Linked DNA regions of Homo sapiens: region 1 is linked to region 2. A link is an interaction called in ENCODE POLR2A ChIA-PET data of the cell type or tissue named here. Cell type or tissue: endothelial cell of umbilical vein. All regions are shown on one strand. Each heading gives the region's core, and the rest is flanking DNA. Links, peaks and the distances in the headings are about the cores only.

Region 1 (5,380 bases), core at 172-5,171, 170 kb before region 2:
AGTGAAATCTCAGTACCAGAGATTTGATTTGAGTATTGTGGATGTGATTGTAGTCCTACAGAGTACCAGCTTAAGTTTCTTTGTTATAGTTGTGGTGTTCTTCTTTCCTCTTTTACATAATGCCCTGTTTTTTTCTCATTGGCTTTTTTTTTTTTTTTTTTTTTTTGAGACAGAGTCTTGCTCTGTTGCCTAGGCTGGAGTGCAGTGGCGTGATCTCACTGCACCCTCCACCTCCCAGATTCAAGTGATTCTTCTGCCTCAGCTTCCCAAGAAGCTGGGATTACAGGTGCGTGCCACCACATCTAGCTAATTTTTGCATATTTAGCAGAGATGGAGTTTCACTGTGTTGGCCAGGCTGATCTTGATTTCCTGATCTCAGGTGATTTGCCCACCTTGGCCTCCCAAAGTGCTGGGATTATAGGCATGAGCCACCACGCCCAGCCATTTCTCATTGTTAACACAAAGGTAAAAGCCCTTCTGTACTAATGAATCTAAGAGTATTGAATAGTAAGAATCACCAAAACTTGATTTCTTTCTTTCTTTTTTTTTTTTTTAAATTGAGGCAGAGTCTTGCTCTGTCACCCAGGCTGGAGTGCAGTGGCACAACCTGGGCTCACTGCAACCTCCGCCTACTGGGTTCAAGTGATTCTCCTTCCTGAGCCTCCTGAGTAGCTGGGATTACAGGCGCATGCCACCACGCCCAGCTAAGTTTTGTATTTTTAGTAGAGACAGGGTTTCGCCATGTTGGCCAGGCTGGGCTCGAACCCCTGACCTCAGGTGATCTGCCCACCTCAGCCTCCCAAAGTGCTGGGATTACAGGTATGAGCCACTGCACCTGGCCCAAAACTTGATTTCTTTTTTAAAAAAATGCATAGTCTTGCATTTATTGAAGATTTGCTGAGAAAATTCCCATCTCAGGATCACTTTTCTCAAATGGTTGGACACAGTGGCTCATGCCCCTAATCCCAGCACTTTGGGAGGCTGATGTGGGAGGATCACTGGAGCCAGGAGTTCAAGACCAGCCTGGGCAACACAGTGAGACCCCTGTCTCTACAAGAAATTTTAAAAAAAACAGCCAGGTGTGGTGGCACACACCTGTAGTCCAAGCTACTTGGGAGGCTGAGGCAGGAGGATCACTTGAGGCCAAGAGTTGAGGTTACAGGGAGCTGTTGACTGTGCCACTGCAGTCCAGTCTGGGCAACAGAGTGATATCCTATCTCTAAAAAATTAAAAATAATATATAAAATGAATGGCCATGAAAGTGAGCATCCTAATTCTGATCTATTTGTTTCTGAGCATTTCTTTGTAAGCTTAACAATGGAGTAGTGCATCAGAGTAACTGATCAATATAACCTTCCCCATGTGGATGCTCTGAGGAATACGCTTTAGAATTTTAGTGATATAGAAGCTTATTTAGAAGAACATACACAGTCTTAGGGAGCATACTCTTGGTTTATTAATTAAAAAAACTCATATGTTAAGCAGCTGTGCAAATGCACATTTAAATAACCATTTTACCATAGGATAGGACTAGAATACCTTAAACATTGTTTTCTGCCTTAAGCTCACCACAGGCTTTCCAATAACATTAAACTTGTTTCAACAGTTGTAGATGTTCAAGACACAGCTATACATTCTTCTAGGTGAAAGAACAGTATCCAGGTTTTCTGCTCCATAGAATTGTTATTTTCTATAAAAATGCAAAACACCTGAAGGAAACAATTTACCTAATTTTGTTGTTGTAAATGTGATTGCTTATGAATTGAAACATTGCTTTGATAAGCTTCCTTCCATATTCGTTGATGTCATACATTGTCTTTATATTATATAATTTGTGATGAGTTATACCATAGAATCAAGTTCAGTTTAAGCAGATAAATGCTTGTGAGATTAACATATTCTTCTTAGGAATGTTTGCCCATTGAGCCTTAAGATATAGGGTGAACTTGCTTAAGTTTCTGTACATAAAGATAAAATGCAAGCTGTTTTCTATTGTCAGGAGTTTAGCTTTATGAGAATGAGTATAAAGGTTTTGTGATCCGATTATAGTTCAGGAGGATTTAGGCCACAGTATAAATTACCTGTTTTGGTTCTGCGTACTAGTATGTGATATATGTCTCTTGATTTTTGCTTAGTTTTGTTTTGTTTTTTTTGGGAGACAGTGTCTCTCACTCTGTTGCCCAGTGGTGCAATCTTGGCTCACTGCAACCCCTGCCTCCTGGGTTTAAGTGATTCTCCCACCTCAGCCTCCCTAGTAGCTGGGACTACACGTGCCCGCCACCATGCCCAGCTAATTTTTGTATGTTTTTGTAGAAATGGGGTTTTACCATGTTGCCCAGGCTGGTCTTGAACTTGTGAGCTCAAGCCATCCACCCACCTTGGCCTCCCAAAGTGCTGGGATTACAGGTGTGAGCTACCGCATCCAGCCTGATTTTTGCTCATAGTTCTGTATCAGTATCTTTTGTTGCCTTAGGGTGCAGAGATGTGTGGATTAGTACAGAAATTCAAGACAAGTTTGACTTTCACATGTTGTTTTCATTGTTATGAGGATTTGTAGCTCTAATGTTTTTCTACATAAAATCAGTAAAACTAAATAAAATCAGGGTCCTTATTTAGATGAGTAACTTGCTTTGTCACATCAAGATTAAATGTACTGTTTTAGTGGGATTTACCTAAAAAGAGGTAAAAAAAGAATTGGCTACTACTGAAACCGGGAAAATTGTTTGCAAAATGCATTAATGTTCAGTATGGAAAATACCAAAAGCTATTCTTTTTTGCAGGATTTCAGTACTTTAACTAAATGTTTTTCTATAAATACTGTCTTTACCTCTCTCTCTCTTCTTTTGCACCCTGGAGATTTTTTTTTTCTTCCTGTCAGTTTGTATCTCTTATCATTTACTGTCTGTGGCTTCACAATACTGTATTGTTACAGTACCATTTAAAAAATTACAGCTGGAAGCTCTGAAATGCATCCTGACAAAGGAAGGCTGAATTGTGTGGCTTTAGGCCAACAGTAAGCTACAGGAACAAATGAAATTAAGAAGTTAATATTATTTCAGATATGTGTTTGTGTCCTTAGTCTTACAGAGAATTATTAAAACCAGGAATTTAAAAGTCATATCTGCTTTCCAACACTAGGAGTATGAAACATTTTACTTGCTTGTGAATCTTCTATTTTAAATGTTATTTTTTGTGAACAACTTTCTGTAGATTTATTTAATATAATCTTCCAGAATTTTTTTTTTTTTTTTTTTTTGAGATGGAATCTTGGTCTGTCGCCTAGGCTGGAGTGCAGTGGCGCGATCTCAGCTCACTGCAAGCTCCACCTCCTGGGTTCACACCACTCTCCTGCCTCAGCCTCCCAAGTAGCTGGGACTACAGGTGCCTGCCACCACACCCAGCTAACTTTTTGTATTTTTAGTAGAGATGCGGTTTCACTGTGTTAGCCAGGATGGTTAGCCAGGTCAGGATCTCCTGACCTCGTGATCTGGGATTACAGGTGTGAGCCACTGCTCCTGGCCTAATCTTCCAGGTTTGTTAAGCTCTCAGAAACAAGTTTCTTTGTTTTTTTTTTTTTTTTTCCAGCATATCTAACCCAAGTAAAATTTATTTTAACTTTTTGATCTTTTAATTTTTTATTCTGAAATTTATCTAAATATTTTCTAAATAACATGCTTATGCTGCTATTTTTTTTTCTGTTTTGGATATCTTGACTTCCTTTAATGAAAATGATCATGTAGCTTTCTTATTATCTTTTTCCTATCCATATCTTATTAAAATTTTAGTTATATTTCAATATGCTGTTTACATTATGCCAATGTAAATATATTTACAACTTGAGCTTTGTAGTATAATATGATTACACTTCCCTTTTTATACACCTTTTTGCTGTCTCTGGAGTTAATTGCTTTAATTTTTGTTGTTTATAACTGTCATTGGGTTCTCTCCAAATTCTCAAAGAACTGTAAATCTTTCATTATTTTCTTTTTTTTAAATTTTATTATTATTATTATTATTATTTGAGATGGAGTCTTGCTCTGTTGCACAGGCTGGAGTTCAGTGGTGTGATCTTGGCTCATTGCAACCTCCACCTCCTGGGTTCAAGCTATTCTCTTGCCTCAGCCTCCCGAGTAGCTAGGATTACAGGTGCACACCACCATACCCACTAAATTTTGCATTTTTAGTGGAGACGAGGTTTCACCATGTTGGCCAGGCTGGTCTCAAACTCCTGACCTCAGGTGATCTGCCTGCATTGGCCTCCCAAAGTGCTGGGATTACAGGCGTGAGCCATCATGCCCAGCCTTATTTATATATATATTTTTAGACAGGGTCTTGCTCTGTCACCCAGGCTGGAGTGCCATAGCACAGTCGCAGCTCACTACAGCCTTGACCCCCCACCCCCGACCCCAGTTTCAAGCGATCCTCCCAAAATCTCTCAATATTTTCAAAACAGCATTTACTCTTCTCAGTTTCAGCTTTTCTTGGAGATACACTTCTGGAAGCTCTCACTTTTCCTCTAGTCTGAATTGACTACTCTCCAAGAGTGTTGCACATCTTTTGTTCTGGGACTCCTTAATCTATTAATAAATAACATTCTTTGGTTCCTTGATTTCATATCCTCTTTTTGGTTTATTCCTTTCTTTTCTTGAAATGTACACTCTATGAGCCTTATAGAATAAGGGTGCATGGAAGATAATTTTTCAGAAATTATGCCCATTCCAAAATTTATTTTACCTTTATACTTTAATGGTAGTTTGGCTGAGTACTGAATTTTAGGTTGTAAATAAATTGCCCATGTATTCTTGTATTGTTAGCTTTTAGCTTCCAGTATTGACAAAAAATCTGGTGCCATTCTGATTCTTGACCCTCTGGGTATCACCTGTTTTTCTCTCTAGAATTTCAAAAAAAGCTCTTCTCTTTGTCTCTGTTGTCCTGAAGTTGTACAATGATGGGCCTTGGTGTGGGTCATCTTGGCAGCCCAAGGCATAGGACTCAGAAGTACTCAGCAGACTCAGTACTATGCAGCCTTAGGAGTCTTTCAATCTGGAAAATTTATGAGTCCTTTCAATCTGGAAAACTCAAAGACTGGATCTGGAAACACTGGTTTTAAAAAACTTCTTTCAATATTTTTATATTCTGTATTTTATATTTTATTGTGTAATATTTTATTCATATAAAATAAACATATAAGCTATGACACATAGTAATACACTACCTGTGAACCAGCCATACAACATAAGAATGGGAACATTACCATTGCCATGCTTTTGTAACTCTTTACAGTTCTCCTCCTGTCCTAAATTATATATTTCAGTACCTGGACTTCTAAAAGAAGAATTACTACAAATGTTTGTTGACACTAAACAACTATTGTTTAGTT
Region 2 (5,380 bases), core at 313-5,312:
AAGGTGGAACCTGGTGGGAAGTGATTGGATCATGGGGGTAGATCCCTTATGAATGGCTTAGCGCCATCCCCTTGGTAATGAGTGAGTTTTTGCTCAGTTCATGTGAGATTTGGATGTGAGATTTGGTTGTTTAAAAGAGTGTGGAACCAGGGGGAGATGCCTCTCTCTCTCTTGCTGCTGCCTCTCTGCCATGTGATGCCCTGGCTCCCCCTTCACCTTCCACCATGATTGTGAGTGTCCTGGGACCCTCACCAGAAGCCAATGCTGGCACTATGCTTCGTGTACAACCTGCAGAACAGTGAGCCAAAATTAAACTTCTTTTCATTATAAATTACCCAGCCTCAGTTATGTCTTTACAACAATGCAAGAATGGGCTAACATAGCACCCAAATAGCCGAAGCAATCTTGAGAAAGAAGAACAAAGCTGGAAGCATCATATGTCCTGATTTCAAACTATACTACAAAGCCATAATAATAAAAACATTATTAACTTGGCAAAAATTAACTTGGCAAATAAAACTGGCTTCTAGAAGAAAATATAAGAAAAAGGCTCTTTGCCATTGGTCTTGGCAACAGTTTTTGGGATATGACTCTTACTTATTCTTTTATTTAACTTTTTACAATGAAATTTCCCAAAAATCTACAAAAAGAGAAGAATATAATGAACTACAATCAACAATTACCAACTTCTTTTTTTGTGAGATAGAGTCTCGCTCTGTCACCCAGGCGGGAGTGCAATGGCACGATCTTGGTTCACTGCAACCTCCATCTCCCAGGTTCAAGGGATTCTCCCACCTCAGCCTCCCAAGTAGCTGGGACTACAGGCACATGCCACCACACCCAGCTAATTTTTGTATTTTTTGGTAGAGATGGGGTTTCACCATGTTGGCCAGGCTGGTCTCAAACTCCTGACCTCAGGTGGTCCAACTGCCTTAGCCTCCCAAAGTGCTGGGATTACAGCCATGGGCCACCATGCCCAGCCAACAGTTACTAACTTCTGGTGAACCCTGCTTCATCTATACCTGCCCTCCACTTCCCACGTCACTTCAATCTGAATCATTTTGAAGCAAATACCACATAAGATACATCATTTGTCTTTTTTTGGGGGGGAGGGGTGACGTGTTATTGTTTTGTTTTGTTAGGTGAAACTCAAATTAACCATTTTAAAGTGAAAAACTGCATGGCATTTAGTGTATTCACAATATTGTGCAACCATTACCTCTATCTAATTTGAAAACATTTTCATCACCCCAAAAGGAAATCCCATACCCATTAAGTAGTTGCTCCCCATTCTCCCCTTCTACTCACCCCGGGTAGCCACCAGTATGCTTTCTGTCCACGTGGATTGACCTATTCTGGATGTTTCACACAAGTGGAATCATACAGTATGTGATCGTTTGTGCCTGGCTTCTTTCACTTAGCACAGTTTCAAGGTTCACCCATGTTGTAGAGTATGTCAAGACTTCATTCCTTTTTATGGCTGAATGATATTTCACTGTATGGATAGACCACACTTTGTTTATCATTAGTTGATGGACACCTGTTTTCATCTGTTGGCTATTGTGAATAGTGCTGCTGTGCACTTGGGTGTACATGCACTTGTTTGAGTCCCTGTTTTCAATTCCTTTGGATATATACCTAGGAGTGGCATTGCTGGGTCATGTCGTGATTCTAGATGTAACTTTTTGAGGACTTAGGGAGCCTCTCCTTTGTGAAGCCTGTTCTGATGTCCTCACATACATGCAGTTGAGCTCTCCACCTCTGTCACACTCTCTGTAGTAGCACCTATCCATAGGTGTAGCCGCTGCACTTCTGGATTATCAGCCTCCTCTGCTATCAGCCATCCACTGAGCAAAGGGCAGACAGGCAGGAACTGGGGCTCTTCTTCAAGACTTTCCTCTTCCATCTCCCTTCTGTCGTCCACACACACGATCCAAAGATCAAGGCCTGAATTGCTGAATTGGTACTATTGGTTAATTTGAGGTTTTACTGTACTGAATCCTTCTTCTGGTAAACTTTCTCACCCATCCTCATTCTTGTGAACAAATGTGAACCTGAAAGAGCTAATCCTTCAGGACGGATCCTTAGTGGCTAACTGGGCCTAAATTTAAAACAGAGCCAAGGGGCCATTTGCTGACTAGAGGTCACACACATACTGAGTTCCCTGAAAATCCACACCTCTCTCTTCAATTTTGGGGTGTTCAGAGCTCACTTGCACCAGCCACTCACAGCTCAGTTATGTCAACCAATCTCAGCTCAGCTGTATCAACCAATCAGGGCTCAGCTGTGTTGACTAATTAAAACTAAGCAAATTTGAATCCTTCATTTGCATAAATAGACCTGATTGGGAACCTGGGCAGGGACTTTCCCTATAAAACCTGAACCCTCCCTTTGTTCTCTGGAATGCACCTTCATTTTATACCAAAGGCTGCATCTCCCTGGTTTGCAAACTGTTCACTGGAATGAAGTCTATTTCCTGGCCAGGCATGGTGACTCACACCTGTAATCCTAGCACTGTGGGAGGCCAAAGCTGGAGAATCGCTTGAGCTCAGGAGTTCGAGACCAGCCTGGGCAACATAGTCTCTATAAAAATTTAAAAATTAGCCAGGCATTGGCTGGGCACGGTGGCTCACGCCTGTAATCCCAGCACTTTGGGAGGCCGAGGAGGGTGGATCACTTGAGGTCAGGAGTTCAAGACCAGCCTGGCCAACATGGTGAAACTCCGTCTCTACCAAAAATACAAAAATTTAGCTGGGTGTGGTGGCGCATGCCTGTAATCCCAGCTACTCAGGAGGCTGAGGCAGGAGAATTGCTTGAACCTGGGAGCCGGAAGTTGCAGTGAGCTGAGATCATGCCACTGCACTCCAGCCTGGATGACAGAGTGAGACTCCATCTCAAAAAAAAAAAAAAAAAGAAAAGAAAAGAAAAGAAAAAAAGAAAGAAAAATTAGCCAGCCATGGTGGTGTGCACCTATACTCCCAGCTCCTCAAGTGGCTGAGGTGGGAGGATCACTTGAGTCCAGGAAGTTGAGGCTTCAGTGAGGCATGATCGTGCCACTGCACCCCAGCCTGGGCAATAGAGCAAGGGCCTGTCTCAAGAAAATAATAATAAAGTTTCTTTTCTCCAAATCCCTTTTCAGAGAACTTTTGTTCACACTCCCCGTAGTTCACATGAAACTAATTCCCACCTGACCTCTGGCTCAAGGGATGGACACGTGATCTAAGTCAGGCCAACTGGAGTCGATCCTGGGACTCCTGATGGCTACATTCAGAGAGGAGCTCTACTCCCTAAACTCACCGCCTACAAGGACCCTGTGTAGCCAGGGCTGCCAGAGCACAGTCTGGATAGACCTGAGCATGAAGTCACAAGGGAGGCAGGCAAAGCCCAGACACAGAGGCCAGAGTTGAGTTTCTGGTAAAACCAGTCTAGCCCCTGGATGCAGTCCCACCTGAAGCCACCTTCATCTCTTGAACCTCCCTTGTCATGAGCCAGTAAGTTCTCTTTATTGCTGAAGCTAGTTTGAGTGGGTTTTGCCACCTGCAGCCCAGTGACACGTGGTGGTGGACCTGTAAGGCACTGCCTGCCAGCGCCTCCCCTCATGACCACACCTCCCTCCAGCCATGCAGTCTTCATGGGAGCCACCACATTCTCAGTGTGGGGCTTTGGAGCTTGGGACCAGAGGGAGGCAGTGCCGGTTCTTGGGCCCTAGGGGCAGGTCATTGTGAAAGGCTGCAGGCAGGCAGGGGAGGTGAGAGACAGCACCCACCACAGCCCCCAGGGCGGGGCCCAGCCTCCCGCGACCACAGTACACTCACCCTCCGCGTGGCTTGGCTGCTCAGCCTGTCTTTTGATCATGTAAGAGATGCCAGTCTACTTTGCACTGATCCCCTTTCTGGCCTAATCTAGTTTGGGATGTGTTTCAGTAAGCTGCATATCCATGTGGCTCCCACAAGCTCCTTAAGGCACAAACCTCTTCTTATTCACTTCTGCATCTGTCACCCTTGCAGAGCGCCCTAATGGTCCCTGACTTAATGCCAGCTAGGACCCAGCACTTGCCTTTCTGTGAAGTGCATGCCTGTGCCAGGGACTGTGCTAAGTCACTATGTGTAACATCATGCTCAGGCCTCCCAGTATCGCCACTGGATACTATTAGGTTGACCCATGTGTTTTTTCCAAAATCCAACTGGTTTTGGATCTACAGAAGCAGTAACTTCATATGGCCCAAACTAATATGAATTTTTTGCTGATGAAGCCAGAGAGATGGGGTCTCGCCCAAGGTAAACCAGCTAGAAAACAATGATTTGCGCTGATAGGAAAGGTGAGGACTTGATCTCTGGATGGCATGAGTAGGCAACCAAAGGGAGGATGAAAGAGGAAAGTCTCGAAGCAGAGCCCCGTCCCTGCCCCTCTGCCCTTTGCTCAGTGGATGGCTGACAGCAGAGGAGGCTGAGAATCCGGAAGTGCAGCGGCCACACCAGGCCGCTTCAGCACTGCCCTGATGTGGGGCCACAGTGTGTCCAGGAGGCAGGCCACCCACTGTTTCCCACAGGGCCCAGCCCTGCCCCGCCACAAGTGGGTCACAGCATCTTTGCCACCCCTGGAAGCCCGAACCGCAGTCCCAGAGCAGCAGAGCACTCTCAGGGCCGGGCTTGTTCTGCAGAGCCCTGGTGGTCAGGTGCCCCTGGGGCCTCTGGGGCAACATGTCTGTGAGGCATACCCGAAGTGGGCAGAGCAGGTATTCTGGAGCCTTCTGCCCAAGCCTGGTGACCTCAGGCAATCCACTTCACTTCTGGCTGCCTCTTTAATGCAGCTAAAAAATTGACATAATGCAGCACTGGTCCCATGAAGTTACTATGAGGATTTCATGAGTTAATCCACGCAAAGTCTCTAGGACAGCCTGTGACCAGTGCTTCTCCCTCCCCCACACAGGCCCTCTAGGACGTCTTCGCTCTCCCCTGCATATCCACGCCAGTGTCGGCTATGCTACACTTCGCACCCGCTCCATGGTGAGCTGTGCTGTGTGTCCACACTTCTGTCCACCCAGCTGGATGATAAGCAGGCTCAGGGGCTGGGCTTCCCTCCTCAGGGACCTCCCAGTCCCTCAATGGATGGGCGCGTGACTGTGACCCCGAGATATAAATCCCCTGAGGGCGCTTCAAGATGCCCCCAGCTTTAGAAAGGGAGAGACCAAGTGTGAAGCAACCAATGACTGAGACAGAAATCTCAGTTGCAAGCCCGAGGCTGCAACCTGGAAGACAGTGGGGCAGCAGTTGAATGCAGAGCTCAGGAGCCATGGTTGGGGCCAACAGGATGGCCCAGGCCCTCCTTCCCCTGGTCAAAGCCCAAGGCCCTGCAGAGCCGGCCCCTCCCCAGGCAGCCT

What was found. ChIA-PET counts read pairs that join two places held together with the same protein. Peaks named below come from ENCODE experiments on the same cell type or tissue, not always from the same donor. Only the 100,000 strongest peaks of a DNase experiment are listed, where the experiment ranks them.
Region 1: POLR2A ChIA-PET joins it to region 2 with 6 read pairs; 6 of 35 experiments call an interaction of 5 or more read pairs at or near these places.

What each region holds. Positions count from the first base shown.
Region 1 is chr3:129,807,123-129,812,502 of GRCh38, reverse strand. All of the region lies in intron 4 of TMCC1 (transmembrane and coiled-coil domain family 1), which reads left to right. Among named protein-coding and RNA genes, the nearest start is that of TMCC1, 84 kb to the left of the region's middle. In endothelial cell of umbilical vein, for the core only: no CTCF peak of the experiment used is centred there; a DNase peak (open chromatin) is centred at 2,992.
Region 2 is chr3:129,632,329-129,637,708 of GRCh38, reverse strand. It overlaps the pseudogene CARMIL2P1. Among named protein-coding and RNA genes, the nearest start is that of PLXND1, 28 kb to the right of the region's middle. In endothelial cell of umbilical vein, for the core only: no CTCF peak of the experiment used is centred there; no DNase peak of the experiment used is centred there.